Regions from separate parts of the Homo sapiens genome. Here region 1 is linked to region 2. Evidence: chromatin loops called from intact Hi-C (ENCODE). Cell type or tissue: PC-9. All regions are shown on one strand. Links, peaks and the distances in the headings refer to the core of each region. The heading gives the core; the rest is flanking DNA. Region 1 overlaps LNX1 (ligand of numb-protein X 1). Region 2 holds the start of LNX1 (ligand of numb-protein X 1).

What was found. Peaks named below come from ENCODE experiments on the same cell type or tissue, not always from the same donor. Only the 100,000 strongest peaks of a DNase experiment are listed, where the experiment ranks them.
Region 1: a loop joins it to region 2, with 3 times the contacts of the local background. A loop is called at or near these places in 2 of 110 quality-filtered maps.

The regions. Positions count from the first base shown.
Region 1 is chr4:53,535,268-53,540,646 of GRCh38, reverse strand. The region is part of intron 2 of LNX1 (ligand of numb-protein X 1); the gene reads left to right. Among named protein-coding and RNA genes, the nearest start is that of LNX1-AS1, 38 kb to the right of the region's middle. In PC-9, for the core only: no CTCF peak of the experiment used is centred there; a DNase peak (open chromatin) is centred at 2,846.
Region 2 is chr4:53,588,426-53,593,804 of GRCh38, reverse strand. LNX1 (ligand of numb-protein X 1) reads left to right here and starts at 2,319. Exons shown (of 11, transcript NM_001126328.3): 1 at 2,319-2,417. LNX1-AS2 (LNX1 antisense RNA 2) reads right to left here and starts at 849. Exons shown (of 2, transcript NR_046827.1): 1 at 733-849. RefSeq lists an enhancer at 227-1,139. In PC-9, for the core only: no CTCF peak of the experiment used is centred there; DNase peaks (open chromatin) are centred at 714 and 2,184; H3K4me3 peaks cover 3,566 bases; H3K27ac peaks cover 2,440 bases.

The sequences.
Region 1 (5,379 bases), core at 96-5,095, 53 kb after region 2:
GCAGTGGCGCAATCTCGGCTCGCTGCAACCTCCCCCTCCTGGGTTCAAGCAATTCTTCTGTCTCAGCCTCCCGAGTAGCTGGGATTACAGGCACCCACCACCATGCCCAGCTAATTTTTTGTATTTTCAGTAGAGACGGGGTTTCACCATGTCAGCCAGGCTAATAACACTTATTTTTAACAAGCTTTCTTACAAGGTGGCATGGCACCTTGAGGTTGAGTTGGAGCACACTCAAGTAAAGCCTCACTATCTTTTCTGGGGAGGCGGGGACAGGGTCTCACTCTCACTCAGGCTGGAGTGCAGTGGCGGAGTCATGACTTACTGCAGCCTCAACCACTCGGGCTCAAGCCATCCTCTCTCCTAAGCCCCCCGAGTGGCTGGGACTACAGGTGCACGCCCCCATGCCTGGCTAATTTTTGTATTTTTTTTTAGAGACAGGGTTTTGCCATGTTGTCTAGACTGGTCTCAAACTCCTGAGCTCAAGCAATCTGCCAGCCTCAGACTCTCAAAGTGCTGGGATTACAGATGTGAGCCACCATGTTGTCATTTGGAGTTGTTAGCAAGAATGGGGTAGTTGCTATGCCATCTTATTTTATTCAGATAGCACTAGATTTGGTATTGATTAGTAGCCCGAGCAAAAACAACTGGAGCAACTGAAAATACTGAAAATACTGAATTTCCAGTTCTAACCACATGGCCAAGTCAACCTTTGCCATGGATGCCCCATGCAAGGACAGTAGAAATCCTAATTGCAGCTGGTTACAGAGAAGGAACAGCCTCACTGGGGTTGACTCCCTCAGCAGATTACAAGAAACCATTGTCCCTGTCCTCCAAAAGCTGACTTTGAAAATATGAAGCGAGCAATATCTTTGATAGTGTGGGTTTTGGGTAACAGCAGTCCTGGTATTTAGAGACTTGTGTATACATACATGTTAAGGAGATCATTTTAAGATCAGAGCAGGCATTAAACAAGTTAGAACAAAAACATTTTCTGCAACTGAATATTCATATGAATCATGTGCTCACATTATACTAGAGAAATTTCAAAGCTCAAATCTTTTCAAAGTCCTACAATTCTTACACAAACAGTCATTTAAAGGAGAAACTAAAAAAATTAGCTGGGCATGGTGGCACATGCCTGTAGTCCCAGCTACTGGGAAGGCTGAGGTGGGAGGATTGCTTGAGCCCCAGGAGGTTGAGGCTGCAGTGAGCAGAGATTGCACCACTGCACTCCAAGGCGGGCGACAGAGTGAGACAGGTCTCAAAAATTAAACTAATACAATAAAGAGAAACTAAAGGACATCTGAGCATTTTTATCAGCCCAAACATAACTCAGTAGGTAAATATCTGTATACTTCACTATTCTTTTTATAGTGAGAAGGTCCAGACCCTGGCCTCGAGCATCCCTCAGCTCCACTTGGCAGGGGGCCCTTATGGCTCCCTTGGTGCCAGAGAGAGCCCTTGACTGGTGTGGTTGCCATAAAGCACACTGAGCTCCTTTTATTGTAGCAGGGTGATTACACGGCTGATCTGATTTTATCCAGGAAATTTAACCTAAAGGAAAAAACAAAAACCTTTAAAACACATTCAGCCCTTGGAACTGACTTCACTTTCAGGGGGACCAAGTTGATTTAGTCTTCCTTCTGGATCCCCTTCAACCCGTCAGATCTCCTGGACTTGGCCATGGAAGACTGTCTGTGCATGACTGTTAATCGGCCATTTGGCTTGTTCCCTGTGATTACTTCCAGAAGTTACAGAACATGTTGTCGCTATTGAGGGTCTTCAGTTACCTTTTATTTTTTTTCTCCCCAAAAGGGCTCTTGTTCCAGCATGTTAATGTTTAGCCTTTCCTGGCTTGAAAATAATGAGACTGGACACTAATGGCTGCTGCATTTCGAATCTTTGTGCAGCATCCCCAGTGACCTGAACACCTGTGAGTTTGAAGGCTCTTTCAATCACAGCTTTTGAATAATAGATGAATCAAGTGAGACTCAGGCTACATGGGGAAGAGCTTTTAACCAAATGCATGCCATGATACTAGGTTTAAGCAATCTAACAGAGCAAGTGGATTGACTCTGACTTTTCCTATTGTAGGGCTTATTCAGATTAATTGTACCTGAAGAGTAATGGAGTGGTTTTTCAACGATGAACCCTCATGCATTCAAAAAAGCAGGGGTCCTAGTCTCATGCCACCCCTCATGCCTGCCTCCTCCACTAATTTTCCTTGGAGTTAGTGGGAGCCCCAAATACAGCAGAACTTCACAGGGAAAGCTGTTCTAGGTAGCAGAAGACTCTGCTGCCAGAAGGTATTTTTCTATGGCTGCTGATTCTGGCTCTTAGCCTGAAAGAAGAGGGTCTTGCCCAACTGTTCTGTAGGCAGTCCAGTGGAAAGGGGTGCAGATAAAACCTGGATGCCATGGTGTCCCAACCACAGGAGCAATCCACATGCCCATCCTTCAAGCCATGTGTGTTTCCTTTCCTCTGGATTCTGTGCTTGGGAGTGAGTTTGTGATTGTTTTGTTTTGTTTTGTTCTGTTTTGTTTTAATGAAACATATCTAGCCAATGGTTGGTTGAAACCAATTGCTATGTAAATTTCATCACATACTTTATGTTCCCTAATCTTTGGTATTCAGAATGAGACAGAATAATTAGAGAAGCAATTATTGACAGTAGCCAAGGCTCTCTCCCCCAGCCTTAGGATATTCTGTCCTCAGAGAGGTACAGATGCAACTCACTCAGGTCACTGACCTCCCCACACCGTTTCCTGAAAGGAAGCAAACTGGCTGGACCAGAGTGTGTTTCATGAGGAAGGAGTGCTGCTCACTGAAAGCTGTTCCTTTGTTGTCAGTGACAAAGACATTCTCTTCCTTGACTGTATTACAGGGTGTGGTTTGGGTAGGCTCCTGTGGAACTCGGGGCACAGCCTAATGACAGATGGGGAAATGGTACAAAGAAGGTGCCCGGGGCCATCCACCTGTGTGGGGCTCCTGGCAGTGCTGAGTCTCACAAGCCTGGCAGGAGAGCCCTGTGTTTGATGCAAAGTCACACTAATGTAAATGGAGAGATGGAAAGAGTGAGAAAATACTAAAGGAACATAAAAAATGTCCATTTTCTGATCCTTTGAAACTACTCACTGTGTATTGCTATAAAAGGAATAAAGCTAATCAATGTTTTCCAAGGAACTTGCATCTGGCCACCTGTTGGTAGAAGAAACCCACAGCCTTCCTCCCTTCTCCATCCATGAACTAGATTAGACAGAGGGAAGACTAGAACTTGACCCTCAGACAAAACATTGTCAATTAAGAAAGGGTGGACCCAAGGCTATTGCACACATAGGACTTCAAGGGTGTTGTTTACCATTTGAAAGCATTTACAGGAATGCTTTTACTTCCTTTATAATTTGTTTGGTGTTTGACTCCATGAGAAGCGTCAGATGTTCGTGCAAGTTAGCTGCCTTTTTTATTTATTAATACATGCACTTTTATTATATGTCTTACGGCAAATTAACTTTGACAGGAAAATCAGTACTCATACCGTCCCCACTACCACTCTAAAATGCAAAGTAAACAAACCTAGAGGTGAGTCTTTTCACCTAATGGCATGCCTAGTGGCTCACGTTATAAAAAAGCAGTAAACAAAAAGGTAGATTTTCCTAAGTAATTAGAAATCATCACTGTTAACACCAAGTCAGAGATATTTGGATTTTGCTAAAAACAGAAAATAAAGATCCTGGGGTTGGAGCAGAAATTCTACATCTATACTAAAATATTTGTATCATAGTGTAATAAATGCAATCTACCATGTCTTTTGTGTTATTTAAATAACAACACAAGATGCATCATTAGGTGTAGAATTGAGAAGAGGAAGAGAACCCAACTAATTATAGAAAAACAAAGGAGTGGTTTGTCAAGAACATTTTCTGCTTCTTAGTGTAATCAAAGTCTCTTTAGAGGCATTTAAAGCATTCATTTGAGGAAGCTGTGTCACATCAGTATTTGCAAAACTTTTTATGAAGAAGCAATATGGAAATGGAAGCACCAAACCAGGGACACAGAGGCCCTGAGATCTGGTCCAGAGCTGGTAAATCAGGACTGCCAAAATCATTTTTTTGTAATGTGCTTTTGTAGAACACAGTGTGTTCTAGGACAAAGGTTGGGGAGGAAGAGGAAACTTTTTTAGGTCAGGAGTTGCTGGTGATCTAGGCACCATTCCTAGATACATTTCTAGATATTTTACTGGGACCATTTTTGTAAGAGTTCCTTAGGGAACGACTTTGACTGTGTGTGGCGTTTGTGTAAAAGTCCCCTCTTGAAGATGTGGAGTGAGAATCTGTTCATTCGCACTGCGAGGTAGGTGGCTTTGGGCACTGGAAGAAATTGTTAGGTATTTCCCATGGGATTTCCACTAAGAGACTGACCTGAGAATATGGGAAGTGTATTCACAGATGGAGAGCATTGTGTTTATGTAGAAATGGTTTTAGTGTCTACCCAGTTCTTCCTGCTTATGTAAGGAAAACCAGGCAACCTTGTTACATGGAATAATGAACAAAACAATGGCAAAGCAGCTACAGGGTACTGTAAAATGCTTATTAAAAACAGGTAGGAGGACTTGGGGGCAGGGTCAAGTAATTAACCCACAAGGCTTCTATCAGTGTGGTCCCTGAATACCTCTCGGAAGTACTGACCTTGACTAAGTCCAATCCTTTGGTATTTGAGCTTCCCCATCGGTAAAATGGGTGTGATGGTGCTTTTGTCAACAGTTATCAGGGGTCATATCAAATGTAGACATACAGTTAGTCCCAGCCCGACATGCTCATGAACTGTGCCAACAGATGAATGAGAAGTAATTCATCTATTGAATTACTATGAATGAGGAAGTGAAAGAGAGATGGCATAAAGGCAGGGAATAGACTAGGAAGTACATGGCATATGTAAGGCGCTGGCTATAGAGCCAAGAAACTCAACTCATTTCCCTGGCTCTCATCCTTCCACATCTTATTCACATCTGTATCAATGAATTGCAATGATTTTTATAATTGATAGTAACATTTACCTCTGAGGACATTAATGCAGAGTTTTAAAGTATTCACTAACAAAATAGAATGATAAAATCTAGCCATAAAAAATAATTTATGTTCAACTTCATTACAACATAATGAGCCAATTTGTTTTGTTAGATTGATTTGTCATGTACCCTTGCAGGTAAGCAGAGTGAAATAAAGTTTGCTATTCTTGATGGACGGGAGAGATTTCATTTGTGACAACATCAAAATGTATGTTTTGTGTCATGGAAATAATAACATTTCAAGGAGAAAGATAATGACTACGGTAAAATTTGCAAAAAGGACTAAAAGAGTCATGGCTTAAGCATCCAAAACA
Region 2 (5,379 bases), core at 115-5,114:
TTGTATAAAGTGCTCAGAACAATAAGTAGCACCTGTTAAACACAATGTTCATTTTTATGATTACATTTTTTTCTAGTAGTTTAGAAATATAATTTCCATGATAATGTAACAGCCCTAATGGCCCAAAAAAAAAGCCCATATTATTTTTTTTAACCCCTGCATATTATTCGAAATCCAGGAGTACCAAGAAAGATCTCACCTGAGAAGGCTAATTGTGTAGTTTTTTCTCTTCCTTTATACACTATACCTGGGAGTTAGCTCCACTCCTGGATTAACTCTTATTTCTCTATTTTCTTTCTGTTTTACAACAATTCATCACACCACATATGTAGATGACTGTGTGTATGTGAACATGGCAAGTGAAACCTCACGATCTCCAGGCTGTTCGGTGAAGCTTTATGCGAATTCATTTCACCTACACCCTTCCCCTGCCCACCCAAGGCCTTGAACCGAAGCCTGTGATCCCCTCCCAAGTTGGATCCTGCCCTTCGCCAAAGGCAAGACCGCTGAAGGCGTGGCCTTCTAGATGATTCATCAGGTTGGCGGGCTCTCCCTCCCCTCCCCCTTGCCCAGGGGACACCCTGTCCGCGTGAAGAGGGGGGCCTTTGTGTGAGTGATGTTTCTCAATTATCAAACTAGTGGCGTGAAACCTTTTCCTGAAACACCTGAGTGTAAAAGGTTTTGTTACCTCCCTTTTTTTCTTTTAAATAATAAAGGAATAGCCACACCTACCTTAGTTTCTATTGGATAAAAAGGTGAATAGTTTTGTTGTGGTGGTTGTTGTTGTTTTAAGCCTTCAACTCTCAAAAGGCACAGAGTTCCCAGGTGCAAAGAGGTAGCTTAGACCTGTCTGGGGCGGATCGGGGACAGGAGCCAGCTCCCCTGAGGTCGAGCACCAGAGCCGGCCCCCAGACCCCGCCCTCGACTACAATTTCTCTTCCTTCTCCTCCCCCTTGCTTTGCGAGCTATTGACTGACTGCAGCCAGCTGAGGCCCAGGCTGTGGGAATCCGGACTTCCTTTTCTTCCCTCTCCCATTTTTCCTTCTTCCTCCACCCTCCCCCAAACCAAACCCCAAAACCTCTAGGTAGTCCAATATTAAAACCGGTGGAACAAAAGCATTCCCAAAATCAGGAGGAGGGAAAGAAGAAGACGAGGGAGGCAAAAGTAGGAGGAAAATAGGAATGTCAACATTTATTTTCCTGAAGGGGAAAAAAAATTCTCTCTGGGCAGGCAGGCCATCTTCCGGGACGGGGAATCCACAGTTTCCTCAGGTAATGAGTTCCAGGGATGCTGGATGCAGGTGGTAAAAATACGCAGCGTTTCAATGGGATGATGGGAGATGTTTACAGCCCTCCTGGGAAGATGCCAGAGAGTTTAACAGTCCTGGGATACCTCCCAGCTGCCTGCTCTGGTGCTGGATGAGTTTACGCCTCCTTTCCTGCTGGAAAAGGTGAAGCAACCAGTGACTTGTCCAGGGTCACACACCACGCTTGGGACAGAAATAACTCTGACGTCTCTTTCCTGGCTATATCAGCAGACAACATCGCCTAATGACAGTACTACCATTCCAATCTGAATCATTTAAATTGCTCCTAATTGCAGGCCTGCAGTGCACTGTAACTGCCGTATGACTCTAACTGCCAAGCCAGCCGAGATAGGAATGACTGAAGTTTTGCAAATTCCTGAATATGGAATTAAAAATGCTGGGCGGGGGAGGGGGTAGCGCAAAAGTGTTTGAAAACCACTTTGAAACTGCTGACAGGTATCCTATTTCAAATTGTTTAAAAGATGAATTGGAAATGTCAACTTAAATTTGTCATTTTATTGGAATTAGAGAAACACTTGGTGTTCAAATGGATGCGGTTCGAAAAGGCACCTCAGATATTTCTAAGAAGTTCGGCTTCACACTCTTCCTTTTTGTGTCTGCTAAATTACTGTCTCATTTTGGTGTTTAAACTTCCCTTTTAACTCCTTTGTGGGCAGATATGGGGAAAGGGGAGGGCCTGGGAAACAACCAGGCATTTGACTTCAGATCTGAACACGGGGCTGGACACGTGCTGTGCTCAGGAAAGAAAGTAAATTCCACCTGGCAAATTGCTCTAACTGATTTATTTGTCCACAAAGAGACGCCACCTACCTGCTTGCAGGTATTCAGGTAAATGACAGGTGGGCGGGGCCTCCTGACTCTTTCAATCCCTAAGGTCTCAGCAATGCTTTATCTGTCGGGGCTTCCGTGATGTCACCCATTTCCTGGTCTGGAGCGACCAATGCCGTCCTCCTTCCTCCAGGCACCTGTTCACCGAAGTTGAGGCTGGTCACAACTCCGGCGGCCCAAGGAGCTGCTCGGTTCACCCACAAGGAATGAGAGCTGCCTGCCTGCTGCTGCTTGGAGAGCCCCAGACAGTCGCTTGAAGAGGTGAGTTGAAACCCTCCATTTTTCTCTCTTGGCATTTAGACCACTGGCCCCTGAGGGATCTGAACACGGAATTTGAATGAAAAAATACAAGCTGAACGGCTTGTCGCTAGTGTTTGCCCCAGAGGGAGAAGCTTTTTTGAGACAGAAGAGTAGAGAGATGACTTTGACATTCTAGTTGCACAATAAACTTCTCCCAGGCCAGATATTTAATCCTTTTTGTTTCTCTGATCATTAATCCAGCCTGTGCTTGTCCTCGTACTTGATCTGATTAAAACAACAACAACAACCTAAAGAGAAGTAGAGTGAAGGCTTTTGTTTTGAAACTTAGCGCGAAGGTGCAGATCTGTTCAGCCCGTTTAACGGGGGCTAGGAGGCCAGTGCAGACTGGATTCAGAGTTCTTATTTTTCCTTTTCTTCCTCCCTGTATTTTGATCTAAACCTGTGAAGTGTCCCTAGTTTTTTTTTCTTTCCCCCTGAAAACCTGTTCCTCAGGGCAAATTCTGTTGCCCTATTCAGAAGCTGTGCGTTCCAGTTTTCCTCTCTTCTCTGAAAAAGTCTACCATTTTCTTTGCTCTTTGTTGAACACTCTTTTAAATACGACTTTGCAGTGTGCATTTAGAATTTGTTTACATTTAGACCTGGACTGGCTGCCTGCTGACCTTTGGTTACAGTAAGAATTAATTCCCTCATTGCTGCAAGAATGTGACTTCAGGTCTGATTTTTAATTTTTTGGACCTCTTTGGCTTTTTCTGTCTCTTTTTCTTTTAATAGCAAATATACCGAGGAAGTTGTTCTGCCAGGACCTGGCTTTTAAAGTAATTTTACCTCTAGGATCCATTTTTGTTTTCTTAATCCTGATCACACAGCCTGTATCTTGACAGCCCAATAGTCAAACTCTTTAGCCAATATTGTTGTCAGAGAAAGGAAACCATTTTTAAGCCCAGCTGCCTGCTGGGATGAGCTGGAAAAACTGGAAAAAGAAATAAATCTGCGAGACACTTCATTCTAGATTCCAACATCAGCTGTTTTTCTGAGATTTAAGTTAGCAGATGTTTGCAAGGGAATAATCTGTTAGGAATTATGCTCCTGTTCATCCACCCAGAAATACAAAATGCATGTAAATTCTCCCAAGGTATGAATTGAAACAAGCTGAGATCATTTTTGCCTTAGACAGACAGTCGTTCCTCACCACTAAGAATCTGCCCAGTTCTTGTTGCTAATTTCTGTCTTACTGTTTGGAGGTCCCTATTGTTCTTCCTTAACTGACCTTTGTTTATTATTTTCCCCAAGCTTGTGAGTTTAAGGGGGGGGGTTTGGCCACCACTTGTCTCTTACTAAGGTTCTCACTTGATTCAAAGCTTGGATCTTCTGATAAAAGTGCATCTAAACCTCTCCTCAAGATTACATTGCCTCTGGTTTACCATGGTTGATTAGTGCTTTTCACAGTAGTTAATTTATGATTAAATAAATAATTTCATCACTGTATGTCAGCATGTCTGAGTACTAAAGGAACAAAGCTGTAGACACTGTACCCCCAGGTAGAAGAAAGAAAAGAAGTGACAAAGACTGGAATTCAGAGTCAGATTGACTAGAATGCAGTTGGTCTGTTGGGTAATTTACACACAAGTCCTGTCCAGAGTTCCTGTGGTAACTCCACCCATTGGTTCAAGTGGACATAGGCCTGATGGAAAAATGTGCAATCTCCTTCATTTATATCCTTGAGCAAGTTACTTCTCTGACTTTCAGTTTCTTCATCGGTAAGATGGGAGATAATAATCCCCATGATCTAATGTGGTTGTGAGAAGTAAATGAGGTAGCTAATATATGTTAGCATCCAGCGACCAATGCCTGGTGTTAACTGGTGCTAAACTGAGGCTAGGTTCTTCCTTTGGAAGGAATTTTCCTAGGTTGCTTGGAGGAGAGAGTCTGACTCTATCAAGATAAAGATCATATGTGGTTGCAGTTGTAGGAACCTTGATAGTTCTTGTTATTGTAATTAATTGTAGGTAATTAACTGCAATGTTAACAGTTTGGAAAAAGAAAACAGGCAGGAGAATTCTTAAACAATGTCATCAAACAAGGTGGGCAGATTTGTCTCCGCTAGCCTCACAGGCAAAGCTTTTAGGAGTTGCTGGCTGGCTGTGATTTCTTCCTTTTCCCACTCTAAGGCTCTCATCCTGCAACAGACCCACAAAATGTGATTCTCCATGGGCCTTTCGGGGGAAATGTCCAGTTGTCATTGCTGTAATCTGACTTGGCAGAGAGTTCTTTTTGCTGTCAGTCGTGCTATCTCCAGGGCAGACTGGGTGTTTGGTCTCCTCCAGTCTCACAGATAAACACCCTTCTCCCTAACCAGAGTGAGGGTTCATGCCGAGCCTCTGGCAGGAGGAAGCCCCTGGTTTGGAGCCTCATTGTACCATAGAAGGAGGTTCATGACCCATTGGATGTGATTGGCCTTGTCATGCAATACCCTGTGCCCTTGGGTGACCTTGAGTCATTGCATATGAGCAGTTGTGTGCCCAGGGCCCTGGTCACTTCTCTGGGTCTCGCCCTTCAGGGATACCACAAATTTTCATCATTCAAGAGTAAGGGATTAGTGGATTGAGGTCAGTGGGTTCTACTGTTCTACTAGCTTGCCTACGGAGCCCTAAGGGAGAACCTCAACCCCCCTGCATGTCAGTTTCCTTAGCTACATTTTTCCCCAAAGGACGCTAAAATGGTGTACTTCACAGGCCCCCTCCATCCTTACAACTGAAGCAAGGTGGGCTGCATGTCCAGGTGGGTAGGTCAGACTGACTGGGGGGACTGGGTAGTGCCTCACTAGAAAATATCAATCTTATTCATTCCATTCTAGGTGGGGCAATGCTACTGCTTTAGAATAGTGGTCTGGTCTCTGGCATCAGGCTGCCTACCTGGGTTTTTGAAACCCAGATCTACCATGTGCTACCTGTGTGACCTGGGA